Linked DNA regions of Homo sapiens: region 2 is linked to region 1. The links are chromatin contacts, found by Hi-C or POLR2A ChIA-PET in ENCODE. All regions are on one chromosome and are shown on one strand. The core of a region is the stretch at or near the end of the contact, and the rest is flanking DNA. Distances in the headings are between cores, read along the strand shown.

Region 1 (3,969 bases), core at 828-3,327:
CAAATAAATGAAAAGGACACAAAAGGACCTAAAAAGAAGACAAGAAGAATTTTTTTCAAATAATAAACAGAAAAGGTCGCTGATGAAGTCACTGTAAGTTTTTTTTCCCCAACATTCAAAGAAAAAAATAATTATTGGCCGGGAACAGTGGCTCACGCCTGTAATCCCAGCATTTTGGGAGGCCGAGGCAGGCGGATTACAAGGTCAGGAGATTGAGACCATCCTGGCTAACACGGTGAAACCCCGTCTCTACCAAAAATACAAAAAAATTAGCTGGGCATGGTGGCAAGTGCCTGTAGTCCCAGCTACCTGGGAGGCTGAGGCAGGAGAATGGCGTGAACCTGGGAGGCAGAGCTTGCAGTGAGCCGAGATCGCGCCACTGCACTCCGGCCTGGACGACAGAGCGAGACTCCATCTCAAAAAAATAACAATTATTATTATTATTACCCAAAGCACAAAAAAGAATGTGTAAAGATGGCTATTGTAGTATAGTTAAGAACATCACTAAAAAACATCAGAATTACAAACTAATCTCATTTAATGAGAACAGATGAAAAATCTTAAATAACATCTCAGAAAGTATGTTATTCTTAAATTACACATTTTTAAAATTACTACTGTGATTAAGAAAGATGCATCCCAAAAAGGGCTGCGGATAAAGCACAAGGAAAACAACAACATTAATTAAATATAATATTATATAAGCAGGGGGAAAAATTCAACTAACTGGCTTAATTATTCCAGAAAAACCACCTGATAAAATTTGGTATCTATTTCTCAGTCAAATTCTATTTTAAAAAGAATGGCAAATGAGTTTGCTAAATGTAACACAGAGTTTATATTTTAAAACAGAAGACTTTAAAGTTCACAGAGAATGTATCTTCATGGTAAAAGGATAGGCAAGATTTATAAATTGGATATTAAAACTATGAAGTATTGTTTATCAAAAGACTACACTGAAAGTGTCAAAAGACAAGTCAGAGTGGAATAACATATGTGCAATCCTTTAACATATCCAGAATATACCAATGAATCAACAATTAAATAAGAAAAAGACAGAAAAATGAGCAAAATATCTGAATGGAGACTTCATAAAAGAGGATATCCAACTGACCAATACATCAAAGAAAAGGTGCTCAGATCAAGATGGCCAGCTAGAAATCCTTCACAAAGACGGCCAAAACAACAATTAAACAACTAGACTTTAACACAAATAACTGAGGAAGGGTGCCAGAGTGCATCAGAAGAGTTTATAAAAGAAACTCGAGATGACCACAGAGAGAGCAGAAGGAAATGCCAAGCTTCTATCACCCCAATCCCCAATCAGGATCAGCTGGGAACCAAAAGGACTTCTCCCTGCTGCAAGGAGGTAAGGAAGAGGATCCTAGCGATCCCTATCAATACCTTAGACACTTACAGACCTCACCACTGAGGAACCCTGCAGTCCTCATAGGCCTAAGCTGCCTGGAGTATACATACGTAGCTGTGCTCCCCACAGAGAAGGAGTCAACACCGTGCCCAGCTCCCTGTGGCCTGCGCTACACTATCCTGGAATTAGAACTATGGCTGGAGTGTGTCTTGCTCCAGGAGCAAGCAGCAAAAACTCCCCTTTTCCCGTGAGGATACACCCTAGACCAGTGGCCCAACATCCTCAAGCCGAGCTTTAAGCGGCTACTGTACCTTTCAGCATGGTGCCAAATGAAGATGGAGCCACTCCACCTACCCCTACCCCACCCCACTGGGCCAGATCTGATGCTTCCTGGATAAATTTTAAAATTTGCAGTTGCAAAAAAAAAAAAGAAAAGAAAAATACTGCAGCTTAAGACTTCAATGAATGAAATAAATATAATAGAACTAAAATAGCAGACATGATCAAGCATAAGACACAAATCTCTGAACTTGAAGATAAGTCTTTCAAAATTACCTACTCAAAGAAATAAGAAATGAGAATGAAAATGAAATGAGAACACCTACAAGACTTACAGGAAATCATTAAGCAAACAAATGTTCATGTTATGAAAGTTCCAGGAGGAGAAAAAAGGAAGCACAGAAAGCCTGCCAAATGAAATAGGTGAAAAGCTCCCAAGGCTGATAAGAGGTATGAACATACAGATCTAGGAAGCTCAAAGGTTCCAAAATAGATTCAACCCAAAAGGGTCTTCCCAAGGCATATTAATAGTTAAACTGTCAAAAGTGAAAGATAAAAAGAGAATTCTAAAAACAGCAAGAGAAAAAGGCATCAAGTTAATACAAGGAAATCCCCATTACACTAAAAACAGATTTCTCCAGAGAAACCTTATAGACCATGAGAGAATAAGATGATATATTCAAAATGCTGAAAGAAAAAAAAAACGTCAACCAAAAACACTATACCCAAAAAAGCTATCCTTCAGAAATGAAGTCTTTCCCAGACAAGCAAAAACTGAGGAAATTCATTACTATTAGCCAGGCCTTACAAGAAATGCTCAAGAAGGTCCTACATCTAGAAATGAAAAAATGATAATCACTACCATGAAAAAACATGAAAGTATAAAACTCACTGGTAGAACAAATACACAAAGGACAAAGAGAAAAAAATCAAACCTTATCACTATAGAAAACCATCAAACTGCAATGACAAACAATAAGACGGGAAGAAAAAAAGGAGACACGAATCAACCAGAAAACAATTTTTATAAGGACAGGAGGCTAAGTACTGTGGCTCATGCCTAGAATCCCAACACTTTGGGAAGCCAAGGCAGGAGGATGATCATGCCCAGGAGTTGGCGACCAGCCTGGGCAACAAAGCGAGACCGCCATCTCTACAAAAAATACAAAAGCCGGGCATGGTGGCAAACACCTGTAGGGAGACCAGGCCGGAAAGATTGCTTGAGCCCAGGAGTTCAAGGTTGCAGTAAACTATGCTTGTATCACTGCACTTCAGCGTGGGCAACAAAGTCAGACCCTATCTCTAAAAAAAATTTTTTTAAATTTCAAAACCCCCTCATGATAAAAACTCTTACGTTAGGTATAGAAAGAACACACCTCAACACAATAAAGGCTGTATATGACAAACTCACAGCTAACATACTGAATGGGGGAAATTTTATTTTATTGTATTTTTTTAAATTATACTTTAAGTTCTAGGGTACATGTGCACAACGTGCTGGTTATATATGTATAAGTGTGCCATGCTGGTGTGCTGCACCCATTAACTCGTCATTCCCCCCACCCCATGACAGGCCCCGGTGTGTGAAGTTCCCCACTCTGTGTCCAAGTGTTCTCATTGTTCAATTCCCACCTATGAGTGAGAACATGCAGTGTTTGGTTTTCTGTCCTTGCGACAGTTTGCTCAGAATGATGGTTTCCAGTTTTATCCATGTCCCTACAAAGGACCTGAACTCATCATTTTTTATGGCTGCACAGTATTCCATGGTGTATATGTGCCACATTTTCTTAATCCGGTCTATCACTGATGGACATTTGGGTTGGTTCCAAGTCTTTCCTATTGTGAATAGTGCCGCAATAAACATACGTGTGCGTGTGTCTTTGTAGCAGCATGATTTATAATCCTTTGGGTATATACCCAGTAATGGGATGGCTGGGTCAAATGGTATTTCTAGTTCTAGATCCTTGAGGAATCGCCACACTGTCTTCCACAATGGCTGAACTAGTTTACACTCCCACCAACAGTGTAAAAGTGTTCCTATTTCTTCACATCCTCTTCAGCACCTGTTGTTTCCTGACTTTTTAAGGATCGCCATTCTAACTGGTGTGAGATGGTATCTCACTGTGGTTTTGATTTGCATTTCTCTGATGGCCAGTGATGATGAACATTTTTTCATGTGTCTGTTGGCTGCATAAATATCTTCTTTTGAGAAGTGTCTGTTCATATCCTTTGCCCACTTTTTGATGGGGTTGTTTGATTTTTTTCTTGTAAATTTGTTTAAGTTCTTTGTAGATTCTGGATATTAGCCCTTTGTCAGATGG
Region 2 (3,969 bases), core at 724-3,223, 680 kb before region 1:
AGAGCTCAGGTGGTAATGCTCATTTGCTGGGTGCTCACCTCCTGCTGTGCAGCCCAGTTCCTAACAGGCCATGGATGGGTACTGGTTCACAGTCCAGGGTTTGGGAACCCCTGCTCTAAATGAGTGAATTGCATGGTATATGAATTAGATCTCAAAAGCTATTAGAAAACATGGGACTAGACTGAGTCATAATAAGTGATCTACAAATCATGAAATTGCACTGATATATGATGAGGGTCACTCACTGCCCAACAGGCTAGAAGGATTTCCCAGAATACTACTGGCAACAGTTATTAGAAAAATAAAACATTTGGTCGAGTCTCCTCAATTGAATTGGTGATATAAGGATGGGCAGCCCTCAGAAATAATGCAGCCTATCTACAACTATCTGATCTTTGACAAACCTGACAAGAACAAGAAATGGGGAAAGGATTCCCTATTTAATAAATGGTGCTGGGAAAACTGGCTAGCCATATGTAGAAGGCTGAAACTGGATCCCTTCCTTACACCTTTTACAAAAATTAATTCAAGATGGATGAAAGACTTAAATGTTAGACCTAAAACCATAAAAACCCTAGAAGAAAACCTAGGCAATACCATTCAGGACATAGGCATGGGCAAGGACTTCATGTCTAAAACACCAAACGCAATGGCAACAGAAGCCAAAATTGACAAATGGGATCTAATAAAACTAAAGAGCTTCTGCACAGCAAAAGAAACTACCATCAGAGTGAACAGGCAAGCTACAGAATGGGAGAACATTTTTGCAATCTACCCATCTGACAAATGGCTAATATCCAGAATCTACAATGAACTCAAACAAATTTACAAGAAAAAAACAACCCCATCAAAAAGTGGGTGAAGGATATGAACAGACACTTCTTAAAAGAAGACATTTATGCAGCCAAAAGACACATGAAAAAATGCTCATCATCACTGGCCATCAGAGAAATTCAAATCAAAACCATAATGAGATATCATCTCACACCAGTTAGAATGGCGATCATTAAAAAGTCAGGAAACAACAGGTGCTGGAGAGGATGTGGAGAAATAGGAACACTTTTACACTTTTGTTGGGACTGTAAACTAGTTCAAGCATTGTGGAAGGCAGTGTGGTTATTCCTTAAGGATCTAGAACTAGAAATACCATTTGACCCAGCCATCCCATTACTGGGTATATACCCAAAGGATTATAAATCTTGCTACTATAAAGACACATGCACACGTACGTTTATCATGGCACTATTTACAATAGCAAAGACTTGGAACCAACCCAAATGTCCAACAATGATAGACTAGATTAAGAAAATGTGGCACATATACACCATGGACTACTATGCAGCCATAAAAAAGGATGAGTGCATGTCCTTTGTAGGGACATGGATGAAGCTGGAAACCATAATTCTCAGCAAACTATTGCAAGGACAAAAAACCAAACACTGCATGTTCTCGCTCATAGGTGGGAACTGAACAATGAGAACACATGGACACATGAAGGGGAACATCACACACTGGGGCCTGTTGTGGGGTGGGGACAGGGGGGAGGGATAGCATGAGGAGATATACCTAATGTTTAATGATGAGTTAATGGGTGCAGCACACCAATATGGCACATGTATACATATGTAACAAACCTGCACGTTGTGCACATGTACCCTAGAGCTTAAAGTATAATAATAATAAAAAAAAACAACCAACAATCAATCACTTAAAAAAAAAAAAAAAAAAGAAAGGATGGGCAGGACCCAAACTGTCAGAAACAAGGTAACCTCAGGACTGGCTGCTTTCTTTGCCCACCTCTCGTGGTTCATTGAGTCTCTCTCCCTCAGCTCATATCTGCTTCTCTCTGCACATCTCATCTGTTCGACTCACCCTGCTTATTTCCTCAGTCTTTCCCTCTACTTTGAACTTCTTTTCTCTTTCTGGTGACTTCTGCTTTCTCAGTTTCTGCTGCCTCAGCGCTGTTCCTGCCCTGTCATAGATTCTAGCAGCCTCCTGACCCTTCTGTGTCAGGCCTACCCACCTCGGTCTTGAGAATATGAGTTGCTGATTCAGTCTCTGGAAGCCAGCCATATCCCAAAGCCTTCTCGTCTTCCTAGTTCTGGCTCTGGGAAGCCAGAGGAGACAAGACTATTGGACCCCAGCACCTAGGCATGGTGTAAGATGAACCCGGTGTGGTTCCCAGCAACTCTGGCCTGAAGGATCTCCAGAGCCAGCCAGTTTCCCAGGGTCCCCCTAGCCAGGGCTGATCAGGGTTACAGCATGTTCCCAGGACTAAACTGAGGACAGGTCTTAAGTCTGTTTGCCTTAAGACCTTGGGAATCTCCGTAAAAATGCTTGGACCAAGTATAGAAGACTTCTAAACTCAAACTCAAGTAAAGGAAACCTGAATTCAAACTCAGGTAAAGGAAATGAAAGGTTCTCACAATGACTTTGGTTTCAGCTCATATTTTTTTCTTTTTAAAGTGAAATGATGATTCATCACTTTCAATACAGTTGAGACAGCTGACTCATGTTTTCGTGTTAGGTCAGTGGTTCCCCAATATGGCTGCAGGTTAGAATCCCCTGGGGAACCTGAAACATAGAGGTGCCTGGGCACTACCTAAGACCTCCTGATTCAAAATCTCCAAGGGTGGGGTCCAGAAGTCTGCATTTTTTGAAACTCATCAGTGGTTCTGTAGTAACCAGCCGTGCTCTAATTGGTGGATTAGCATTAGGGAATCCCTGGGTTTGATGACACTGATGGCAGCAATCCTTGAAGGGAAGTAAGCAAGAGGGAGAAAAGGAAGCTGAGAACCCAAAGACAAACTTCAGCTACTTCAAGATGTGGACACCTGTCTATGTTTCTTAGATTTTCTTTCACTAAGAAGAGCTGATACCATGATTCTCAATCTACCAAGGGGGAGGAGAAATGGAAGCATGCAGAAGTAAGTTGATCTCACCTAAGGCAACAGAATTAAGGCAGGTCTCTGCTTAGAAAGACCACCTTGAGGGATAATTCTGCTCACTTGTTGTTCTCCTCACTGGACAGGAGACCCTGGAAGCAGAGACAATATCTGGTGCACCTCTGCATTCCCACTACCTGAAACATAAAGTTGCTCAATAAATAAACATCCTCTGTTGAATGAATAACTGCAAAGGCAGGTCCACTTTTAGAAACCATTGTGACTGGCTGGAGGGGTGGAGCTATGTGGAAAGTAGAAAAAGCAGTTGACACCAAGGGCAGAGAAGCTGGATTTGGTTCTACTCCTTACTAGCTCTGTGATTTGACCACTCTCTGCCTTGGTGATAAAATGTCTGAACAGAGTTTTGTAAATTACATTTTATAATTTACATAGAAAGCCTAGAATTTGGCTGGGTGTGGTGGCTCACACCTGTAATCCCAGCACTTTGGATGGCCAAGGTGGGTAGATCATTTGAGCTCAGGAATTCAAGACCAGCCTGGGCAGCATGGTGAAACCCTATCTCTACAAAAAATACAAAAATTAGCTGGGTGCAGTGGCATGTGCCTGTAGCCCCAGCTACTCGGCAGGCTGAGGCAGGAGAATTTCTTGAGCCTGGTAGGCTGCAGTGAGCCAAGATCGCACCATTGCACTCCAGCCTGGGCAACAGGAGTGAAACCCTGTCTCAAAAAAAAAAAAAAAAAAAAAGAAAAAGAAAAAGAAAAAAGAAAAGAAAAAACAAAAGCCCAGAATTTCTTGAATTAGTTGATCAACATAAATAGGGCCTTCTTGCTCCTTTTGCTTAAGTGGCATGTTAAAAATCAGTGACTTCTTTAATGACTGTACCTACTCTGAACTCTGTGCCAGATAAGGTAGAAAACAGAAACAAAAAATAAAGAAATTAATATGCAAGTGTTGCTTTTCCTACTTGTTACTCTGGAATCATAAGGCCACATGGCTGTACTTTCCAGTTATTCATTCAACAGAGGATGTTTATTTATTGAACGACTTTATGTTCCAGGTAGTG

Evidence for each region. A loop is a pair of places that touch in the nucleus more often than their neighbours do. ChIA-PET counts read pairs that join two places held with the same protein, here RNA polymerase II (POLR2A). Pooled maps may share reads with other maps.
Region 2: a loop to region 1 is called in a pooled map, with 3 times the contacts of the local background. The contact joins two enhancer-like sites. A Hi-C loop is called at or near these places in 2 of 50 pooled maps. POLR2A ChIA-PET finds 5 or more read pairs at or near these places in 2 of 52 experiments (AG04449 and activated T-cell).

Annotation. Positions count from the first base shown.
Region 1 is chr9:4,813,284-4,817,252 of GRCh38, reverse strand. The region is part of intron 1 of RCL1 (RNA terminal phosphate cyclase like 1); the gene reads right to left. Among named protein-coding and RNA genes, the nearest start is that of RCL1, 22 kb to the right of the region's middle. RefSeq lists an enhancer at 1,523-1,672. Within about 2 kb of position 2,077, at least 3 of the 41 ENCODE cell types and tissues checked have a DNase peak (open chromatin) inside an H3K27ac peak, as active enhancers do.
Region 2 is chr9:5,492,340-5,496,308 of GRCh38, reverse strand. The region is part of intron 2 of INCR1 (interferon stimulated noncoding RNA 1); the gene reads left to right. Among named protein-coding and RNA genes, the nearest start is that of PDCD1LG2, 16 kb to the left of the region's middle. RefSeq lists enhancers at 2,209-2,268, 2,299-2,548, 2,759-2,848. Within about 2 kb of position 1,973, at least 12 of the 41 ENCODE cell types and tissues checked have a DNase peak (open chromatin) inside an H3K27ac peak, as active enhancers do.